2 separate regions of the Homo sapiens genome follow, and region 1 is linked to region 2. A link is an interaction called in ENCODE POLR2A ChIA-PET data of the cell type or tissue named here. Cell type or tissue: K562. All regions are shown on one strand. Each heading gives the region's core, and the rest is flanking DNA. Links, peaks and the distances in the headings are about the cores only. Region 1 has its middle 14 kb from the start of DGCR6L. Region 2 holds the start of LOC124905085 (a long non-coding RNA gene).

Evidence for each region. Peaks named below come from ENCODE experiments on the same cell type or tissue, not always from the same donor. Only the 100,000 strongest peaks of a DNase experiment are listed, where the experiment ranks them.
Region 1: POLR2A ChIA-PET joins it to region 2 with 5 read pairs; 2 of 35 experiments call an interaction of 5 or more read pairs at or near these places.

The regions. Positions count from the first base shown.
Region 1 is chr22:20,304,217-20,308,600 of GRCh38, forward strand. It overlaps the pseudogene PRODHLP. Among named protein-coding and RNA genes, the nearest start is that of DGCR6L, 14 kb to the right of the region's middle. In K562, for the core only: no CTCF peak of the experiment used is centred there; DNase peaks (open chromatin) are centred at 1,935, 2,290, 3,353 and 3,676; H3K27me3 peaks cover 3,699 bases.
Region 2 is chr22:20,459,137-20,463,520 of GRCh38, forward strand. The region is part of intron 4 of KLHL22 (kelch like family member 22); the gene reads right to left. It overlaps LOC124905085 (a long non-coding RNA gene), which reads left to right and starts at 1,839. Exons shown (of 3, transcript XR_007068014.1): 1 at 1,839-1,970. RefSeq lists a silencer at 594-792. In K562, for the core only: no CTCF peak of the experiment used is centred there; no DNase peak of the experiment used is centred there.

The DNA of each region.
Region 1 (4,384 bases), core at 72-4,071, 160 kb before region 2:
TCACACACTGCCAGCCTTGCCCACTGTGTCCTCCCTGGCCGCCCGGAGCTGTGTCCGCCTCCTGCCTGGCTGCCTGTGCTCGGCCCCTCCACAAGCCCAAAACAGCCCTAGGGTACTCAGTGTTTTCAGAGCCGCCTAGATGCAGGACTGTTTGTGTTTTGGTTTTAAATTTTTTTAATTAATTTATTTTTTATAGAGACCAGGTCTCACCATGTTGCCCAGGCTGGTTTCAAACCCCTGGGCTCAAGTGACCTGCCCGCCGCAGCCTCCCAAAGTGCTGGGATTACAGGTTTGAGCTACTGCACGCCACTGGTTTTAAATTTTTAAACAGAAAACAATATTTACATTTCCTCTGTCTTTTTTTTTTTTTTTTTTTTTGAGACGGAGTCTCGCTCTGTCACCCAGGCTGGAGTACAGTGGCGCGATCTCTGCTCACTGCAAGCTCCGCCTCCTGGGTTCATGCCATTCTCCTGCCTCAGCCTTCTCGTCTTTTAAAACTGAACACTGAGGTGGGTTTTGTGGTGGTTGGTGAACGGACAGGTTTGGGCCTGGATCCCCCACCCGACCCTAGCACCCACAGGTGGGGTCGCCAACTCTGCTGATGTGCCTCCTCCCTCAGCACTGTGGACCTGCTGGACTGGAGCAGCCTCATCGACAGCAGGACCAAGCTGTCCAAGCACCTGGTAGTCCCCAATGGACAGGTAACACCTCCGCTCCTCAGTGAGGCCCAGCTCAGCAGGGCGCTGCGCTAAGAAGGGAATTCAGCCTGCCACATGTTTCTCTTGTTGCCTACCCTGGGAACTTAACATGACCAAGATCACTGCACACTATGGCCCCACAGACCCCCTATGGTCCAGGGGGAAAAGAAGACAAACCCACTAGTGTCCACAGAGTGCTTGGTGGGACAGAGACCCACGCGGAGCCTTAAAACACCACAAGGAGAGGGGGTCTGGGGGCCTTCCCCAAGTCATCTGTCTTGTGCATCAGGTCACCCCAAACTTCAGAGGCCTAAAACGGCAGCAGCCACTCTGCTTCTGCCTCATGGTTCTGGGGTTGACAGGGCTCAGCTGGGCAGTCCTCGCTTGGGGTCTCCTGGGTAGCTGTACTCACAGAGTGGTGGCGCTGGGACCTGGGGGAGGCGCCCACTCACATGTCTGGGAGTTGGTGCTGGCTGTGGCTTGGGCTTTTTCCCAACATGGCAGCTGGGCTCTAAGGGCCAGTGTCCCCTGAGACGTGAGAGCCAGGCAGAAGCTGGGTGACCTTTTCCTGCCTCACCTCAGAAGTCACACGGTGTCTTTTCTGGCAAGTTCTGTTTGTTAGAAGCATGTCACCAGGCCAGCCTGTATACTGCGGGGAGAGGAATGAGACTCATCTGCCTGTGGGAGGGGGGCCCAGGACCTGGCTGACTGCTTGAAACCACAACCTAAACTGGAATTCGAAGAAAGAACAGAAGCACCTTCAGAAAACATCCTGCAGAGGCAGCTTTCCATGACACATCTAGCCCCAGTCCACTAAGGGCCCAGCCTCAAACTCAGAGCCCCCGACCCAGAGCCTCGGGGCGCAGTGCGTACAGTGTGGCTGTGCACCAAGGCCACCAGCTGTTGGAGACTTTAGCATGGTGTAGCAAGGGATAGAGTGGTACTGCTTGTGCCCAGTGAGGCAAGGCTGCTGGGGCCAGCAAAGGGGTGAGCGGGAGGCCCTGCGGGATGGGTCCCCACGGCCTCTGAGCACCAGCTCCTTGAAGGCCTCATCCTGGCGGTTGCCCTGGTCCCTGGCTACGTGTCAGCACGTGCTGCACAACTGCCCTGTCTGCCTGTAGCCAGGGGTCTTCCTCCTGGGCCCTCTTCCTGCTCTGGGTGGAGCCCTTCTGTTTGACGATTGGGTGGTCAGTGTTCACTTCCTCAGTGTCACATGGGAGCTGCAGGGGGCCCTCCCACAATGGTGGGGCCTCTGTGAGAACTGGGGAGGCTGTTAGAGTACACACTTCGGAGTGCAGGCCTGGACTGAGCCTGGGGCCCACTGACATGGGCACTGAGCTCCCTCCTGGTACCCCCAGGGCCCGCGTAGGGCAGTGCACTGGCTGCGTTGGAGGTTCCGGGGCTCTGTGCTGCTTGTCCAGGTGGCCCTCCCTCCCGGCCCTGCATGAGAGGGTTCCCGTGGGCTGGGAACACTAAGAGAGGTTTAGCCTGGGCCTCAGGGTGGCACTTCCTGGCCCTTGCTGTGGCCTGACCATGTGCTGTACCCCCAGACAGGACAGCTGGAGCCCCTGCTGTCCCGGTTTGCTGAGGAGGAGGAGCTACAGATGACGAGGATGCTACAGCGGATGGATGTCCTGCCCAAGGCGAGCTGTCCCGCTCGGGCAGAGGGCTGGGGCCTTGGGGACCCGGGACTCATGCAGAAGAGGGCACCTGCCTCACTTGAGCAATAGTTGCTCCCACTCTCCCACCCCCTGCGCCTCTCAGAAAGCCACAGAGATGGGCGTGCGGCTGATGGTGGATGCCGAGCAGACCTACTTCCAGCCGGCCATCAGTCGCCTGACGCTGGAGATGCAGCGGAAGTTCAATGTGGAGAAGCTGCTCATCTTCAACACATACCAGTGCTACCTCAAGGCAAGCCCCCGCTCAGCCCCTCCCTGCCTGCCTTGGGGCTTGGAGACCCCACAGGAGGGGCTCCTCTCATCTGAGCTCCCTGGCATTTGCCTGGTTTTATACTCAGCACCCACCAGGGAGCTCACGGGATGGAGGAGGGAGTGGGCCGTGCCCCCAAGGGGTTGTTGGGGTCTTCTGCAGCACAGCTCACCCAGCGGGCCCCAGGGTCCAGGAAAGAGCCCCTTAGGTGGTGGCCACAGCCAGGCCTGCAGAGGAGGCCGAGGCCAGGGTGACTGCCTCAGAGTAGCAAGAAAGGCCCGCTGCCCGCAGCCTCTCCCCTGGTTCTCAGAACCAGCCAAGAGTGTCTAAGGAGCAAGAGGAAGACAACGATCTTTATGAGGGTCCACTAGATGTACCCGACACCCCAAACTTGGAAGGTGTCACATGACCATTTCCTCCAGCGTGTTTTCAGTTCAGCGCCCCTAAGAACCTCATGAAAGCTTTGGGCCCTCCCCGGAAAGACTCACCCAGGATGTCACATGTATTCAGGGAGCCCATCCTAGCCTGTGGGCCCCAAACTGCTCAGGGATGTTAGCAGGTCCAGAGCTCTCAGGGGTGAGCCGGGTGCCCAGAGGACACAGGGTGGCATGGGGAGGGGGTCCAGGCAGGAGCATGCAGTATGCACCCCTCCTGGTCGGCCTGGGAGTCTGGAGCACATGATGGCTGCTGGCGCCTGGGCTGCCCCCATAGGGCTGTCCACAGGCCACAGAGGAAGCTGCAGATGTCCCCACTGCCATTGCTCCCTGGAGACAGAGGTTGGAGAACCATCCTCACCCACACCTGGTCCAGGTGCCTTGAGCTGCACCTCCCCAGGCAGCTGCTGCCCAGCCCTGGTGACTGCACCTGGGCCCAGGAAGGCCCCATCCTGCTGTCACTTGGGCTTGCCCAGGCTCCCTGTGACTTTTGGCCCTGGCCCCACAGGATGCCTATGACAATGTGACCCTGGACATGGAGCTGGCTCACCGTGAGGGCTGGTGTTTTGGGGCCAAGCCGGTGCGGGGCGCATACCTGGCCCAGGAGCGAGCCTGTGCAGCAGAGATCGGATATGAGGACCCCATCAACCCCATGTACGAGGCCACCAACACCATGTACCACAGGTGCGCAGCTCTCCCACCCCTCTGTCTTCTCAGGGCAGGGCGCCAAGAAACCAGGCCTGAGGGAGAGGCTTGGAGACTGAACTTGTCAGCCACATGTGTCCCCAGGTCAGAACTGGTATTTCCTCAGCTTTTATGTCATGTGTTACTTTTTCAAAAGCATTAAGGTTATTCTTTTATAAATATAGAAAAGCCTATTGAACAAAGTAAAATTGGCCACAGTTCCCTGAGCCTGCTCCTGCAGACACTTAGATCCAGAGATGTGCATGAACACTCGGTCCTCCCCACCCTGCAGGCTCAGCCTGTTTGCTTTTCAGTTCACACAGTGGGATCGCCCATCAGCTGTTCTGCACCTGCTTTTACTGCTCTAGTTTCTTGGTGATCTTTTCATGTAGCACAGGCTGGCCAACCATGGGCTTTTCCTCTTAGAGGCGTGTGTGCATGCTGCAAATTCAGAGAGACCCCAAGTGCCTCCTGGTTGGCTCCAGCTCCCCTCCTGCAGCCGCTGTGCATGTCGTGCCACAGCGCACACATCTCCGCCATTGTTGTTTGCGCTGTAGCGTGTCCTCTGCCCGATGTGTTTTTCATTTCGCGTTCCATCTGGGTCCTCTTGTGTGGGCTTGCAGAGTGGTGCTGTCAACA
Region 2 (4,384 bases), core at 275-4,274:
CAGATAGTTACAGCCTCTTTCAGACAAGTGTTTTTATTTCTGCAGAGGAAGACCTATTCCAAAGAGAACAAGTCTAACTTCAACTGGCTCACAAGAGAGTAACCAAAGTTTTCTTTGGCCTGTGCCCTATGCTGGTTAGTGAAAAGATCAGTTTCATCCTTTGCTTCCTGCAGCCCCTGCAGTGTGGCCAGCCCCTCCCCGCCGCCTACCAGGAATGCAGCAAACAGGAGCCTCAGAAGGCAGGGCCAACAAGAGAGGGAACACACACCTGGGTCTCCCTGACCTGGTGTGAATCCTGGGCTCTTCCCTGTCTAGCTGGGTGTGCCTGGGCATCAGTTTTAATCTCTTGGGATTCGCTCAGTTCTGCACCTGTCCAATGAGGTGATATCACCTGCCTAGAAAAGCTATCAAGAAGAATCATAAAAGACGAGCATGAAAAGTGTCCTTGTTAACTTGGGGGTTCTGATGGATCATGGTTCATTTCTATATTCCTAGACCTCAGTGTAGCCTCTGGCTCAGGACAGATTATGTTCTGTCTGCTGAATGAATTAAACAAAGGAGTAAGATTACCAGCAATGAATCATTCATTCACTCTACCAACATTCCCAGGTCTCCCACTGTGGATGGGGCACAGTGCTCAGCACTACATCCAGAGGGAGCCTCAAGAGGTCAGGGCCCTGCCTTCCCCTGCAGAATGGAAACAGGCTAACCAGAGCAAATGAGTGCTTAATATAATGACAGACACTGTGAAAGAAAGAAAGGGAGGTAAGAAGATGAGTGACCTGCTGGTCAGCGGGGCCTGGGGAGGGCAGAGCTCCCTTGCAGTGATCAGGAAAGGCCTCCTGAGAAGGCAGGGTCTGAGACCTGCATGACCTGGGGCACAAGCCAGAAGAAGGTCTGGCAGGGGACCAGCAGTCCAGGATTGGGGCACAGCACTCACAGGGGCCCCGTCAACTGGCTGGGATGGTGCTGTTCACTGCCTTTCCTGTGCGCCTTCCTCCTTTATATACAAGTCTCTCCTCTCTTGTGTTCAGTCTGGCTCAATCACCATCTGCACCCCAAGTGTCTGCAACCAGAGTGAGATAGGACCCTCCATGTGCTCCTGTTTGCTCCTTCGAGTCTATTGTCCTCACAGCTTTTTAAGCTGAGTTCATGTGGATTTGTGGCTTCAAATTTAAAGACACACACAGGGCCGGGCGTGGTGGCTCACGCCTGTAATCCCAGAACTTTGGGAGGCTGAGGCGGGTGGATCACGAGGTCAGGAGTTCAAGACCAGACTGTCCAATATGGTGAAACCCCGTCTCCACTAAAAATATAAAAAAATTAGCCAGGCATGGTGGTGTGTGGCTGTAGTTCCAGCTACTCGGGAGGCTGAGGCAGGAGAATCACTTGAACCCGGGAGGCAGAAGTTGCAGTGAGCTGAGATCATGCCATTGCACTCCAGCCTGGGCGACAGAGTGAAACTCCATCCCCCAAAAAAAAAAAAAAAAAAAAAAAAAAAAAAAAAAAAAGACACCAACAGTGATACCATATGTCAATAATTTAGACATAGCCAAAGTTACACTGATTTCTTATTTCCCTGTTGTGTCCTGTATCCCTCTTCTTCTTTATTGAATTAATTTTCTACTTTATGAGAATAAGTCCTCAAGTAATATTTTTCTAATAAAAATAAGCTTTATTTTTGCATATAAAGATATAAACAATTTTACTTATTGCTATGGACTAGATGTTTGGATTCCCCCAAAACCCCTATGTTGAAGGCCTAACCCCCATTGTGATGGTAGTGGGAGGCATGGCCTTTGGGAGGTGATCAGGTCATGAGGGTGGAGCCCCATGATGGGCTTAGTGCCCGAGGCTACAGCTCTTTCTCTCCACCATGTGAGAACACAGACGGAAAGGACCTTACCGGGACTAAACTGGCCAATACCATGATCTTGGACTTCCCAGTATCCAGACAGTGAGAAATAGAGGTATGTTGTTTAAGTCACTCCATCTATAGTATTTGTTATAGCAGCTGAAACTGACTAGGAGAGTCACTTTAACTCAGATTTGTATCATCCTATTGTAAACTCAGACATGAACCCTAGAGTTGGTACAAAAATATTCTGGAATTCTTGTTAAATTCATTAGACTGTGGCCAGGCACGGTGGCTCACGCCTGTAATCCCAGCACTTTGGGAGGCTAAGGCGGGAGGATCATGAGGTCAGGAGATCAAGACCATCCTGGCTAACACGGTGAAACCCCGTCTCTACTAAAAATACAAAAAATTAGCCAGGCGTGGTGGTGGGCGCTTGTAGTCCCACCTACTCGGGAGGCTGAGGCAGGAGAATGGTGTGAACCCAGGAGGTGGAGCTTGCAGTGAGCTGAGATCACGCCACTGCACTCCAGCCTGGGTGACAGAGAGACTCCAACTCAAAAAAAAAAAAAAAAAAAAAAAAATTCAGTAGACTGTTTTTCTTCTATATTTCCATGACTTAAGTATTTTCATGACTATTAATGTTTTAATGTCTATTAAATTTTTTAAATAAATTAAATGTACTGACCGGGCACGGTGGGTGGCTCATGCCTGTAATCCCAGCACTTTGGGAGGCTGAGGCAGGCGGATCACCTGAAGTCAGGAGTTCAAGACCAACTTGGTCAACATGGTGAAACTCCATCTCTACTAAAAATACAAAAAAATGGCCGGGCGTGGTGGCTCACACCTGTAATCCCAGCACTTTGGGAGGCCCAGGTGGGCAGATCACCTGAGGTCAGGAGTTCAAGACCAGCTTGGCCAACATGGTGAAACCCTATCTCTACTAAAAATACAAAATTAGCCAGGCATGGTGGCGTACACCGGTAATCTCAGCCACTCGGGAGGCTGAGGCAGGAGAATTGCTTGAACCTCAGAGGCGGAGGTTGTGGTGAGCCAAGATTGCACCATTGCACTCCAGCCTGGGCAGAAAACAGCGAGACTCCATCTCAAAACAAAAAAACAAAAAAACAAAAAAATTAGCTGGGCGTGGTGGTCGGCGCCTGTAATCCCAGCTATTCAGGAGGCTGAGGCAGGAGAATGGCTTGAACCCGGGAGGCAGAGGTTGCAGTGAGCCGAGATCGTGCCACTGCACTCCAGCCTGGGCGACAGAACGAGACTCTGTCTCAAAAAAAAAAAAAAAAAAATTAAATTTACTTTAAAATATTAGCAGCCATGAAATGCCGAAGGAAAAATTACATTATTATTTAAAAAATTTTTTTTAGAGACAGGGTCTCACTCTGTTGCCCAGGCTACAGTACAGGGGCATGATCATAGTTCACCGAAGTCTAAAACTCCTGGACTCAAGCGATCCTCCTGCCTCAGCCTTCCAAGTAGCCAGGGCTGCAAGCACGTACCATCAGGCCCAGCTAATTTTTTTTTTTTTTTTTTGGTAGAGACGAGGTCTCGCTTTGTTGCCCAGGCTGATCTTGAACTCCTGGGCTCAAAAGATCCTGCTGCCTCAGCATCCCAAAGTGCTGGGATTATTGACATGATCTGCACATAGCCTAAATTATTATTTTAAGTAGGGTCAGGGCACATAGCAACATGTAACCAGCTACTACTAGGTATACCATGTAGTTGGTGTTCAGTAATCCACAGGGCTATGGCTATGGGAAAGGTACAAGGAATGATGCAGATAATATAGATGCAAAGAAAGAAGGAATGAAAGAGAAAAAGTAGTATATTGGAGACAAACACCATTTGCTCCAAGAGAGGAAAGGTTTTTAAATATGCGGTTTCTGCACCAATGCTTTAAGATATAACCTGGTAAGTAATAACTCCTCAAAATGCAAAGCCTAATTTACTGCAAAATCTTGTTTCCTTATATTCTAAAAGCCTATAGCTTTTAGAATTCACCAGTTCTAAGGCTGATGAAATGAGAAAGCAGAGAAAGAACCAAATCTTAGAATATTCAAATTAAGGATTCATCTGGAAGTTTTGAGTCCACTGGAAGGTTAATGATGCCTTCATTCTGGAGAGATGATACATCCCTGGGTTAACCAGTAGGGCTGTGGTCCTTCCTGCCACCTCCACTCTGTGGATACCTACTCTCTCAAGGCAGGTCTTGCCGACCCCACTTGCCATTGTGATCCTACTCTCAGACAGGAGTTTGGGACTGGTTATTGGTTACAGGGTCTAATATTAGCATTACCCAGAGTTCAGCTTTGGTCTCACACCCCTTCACAAGGGGAAATTCAGACTCCTACTTTAAGTGAAAGTGAGATCAATGGCCCATAGCAGGTGGACAGAGGACAGGGGCAGGCAGAATCCCAAGCTGTCACCCCCCTAGGGACAGCTCTGTGGAAACATCCAGCATTACTGCCAAGCACACAGCTGTCTCTACCTTCTGCTAAGGGCCAGAAGCCAAAA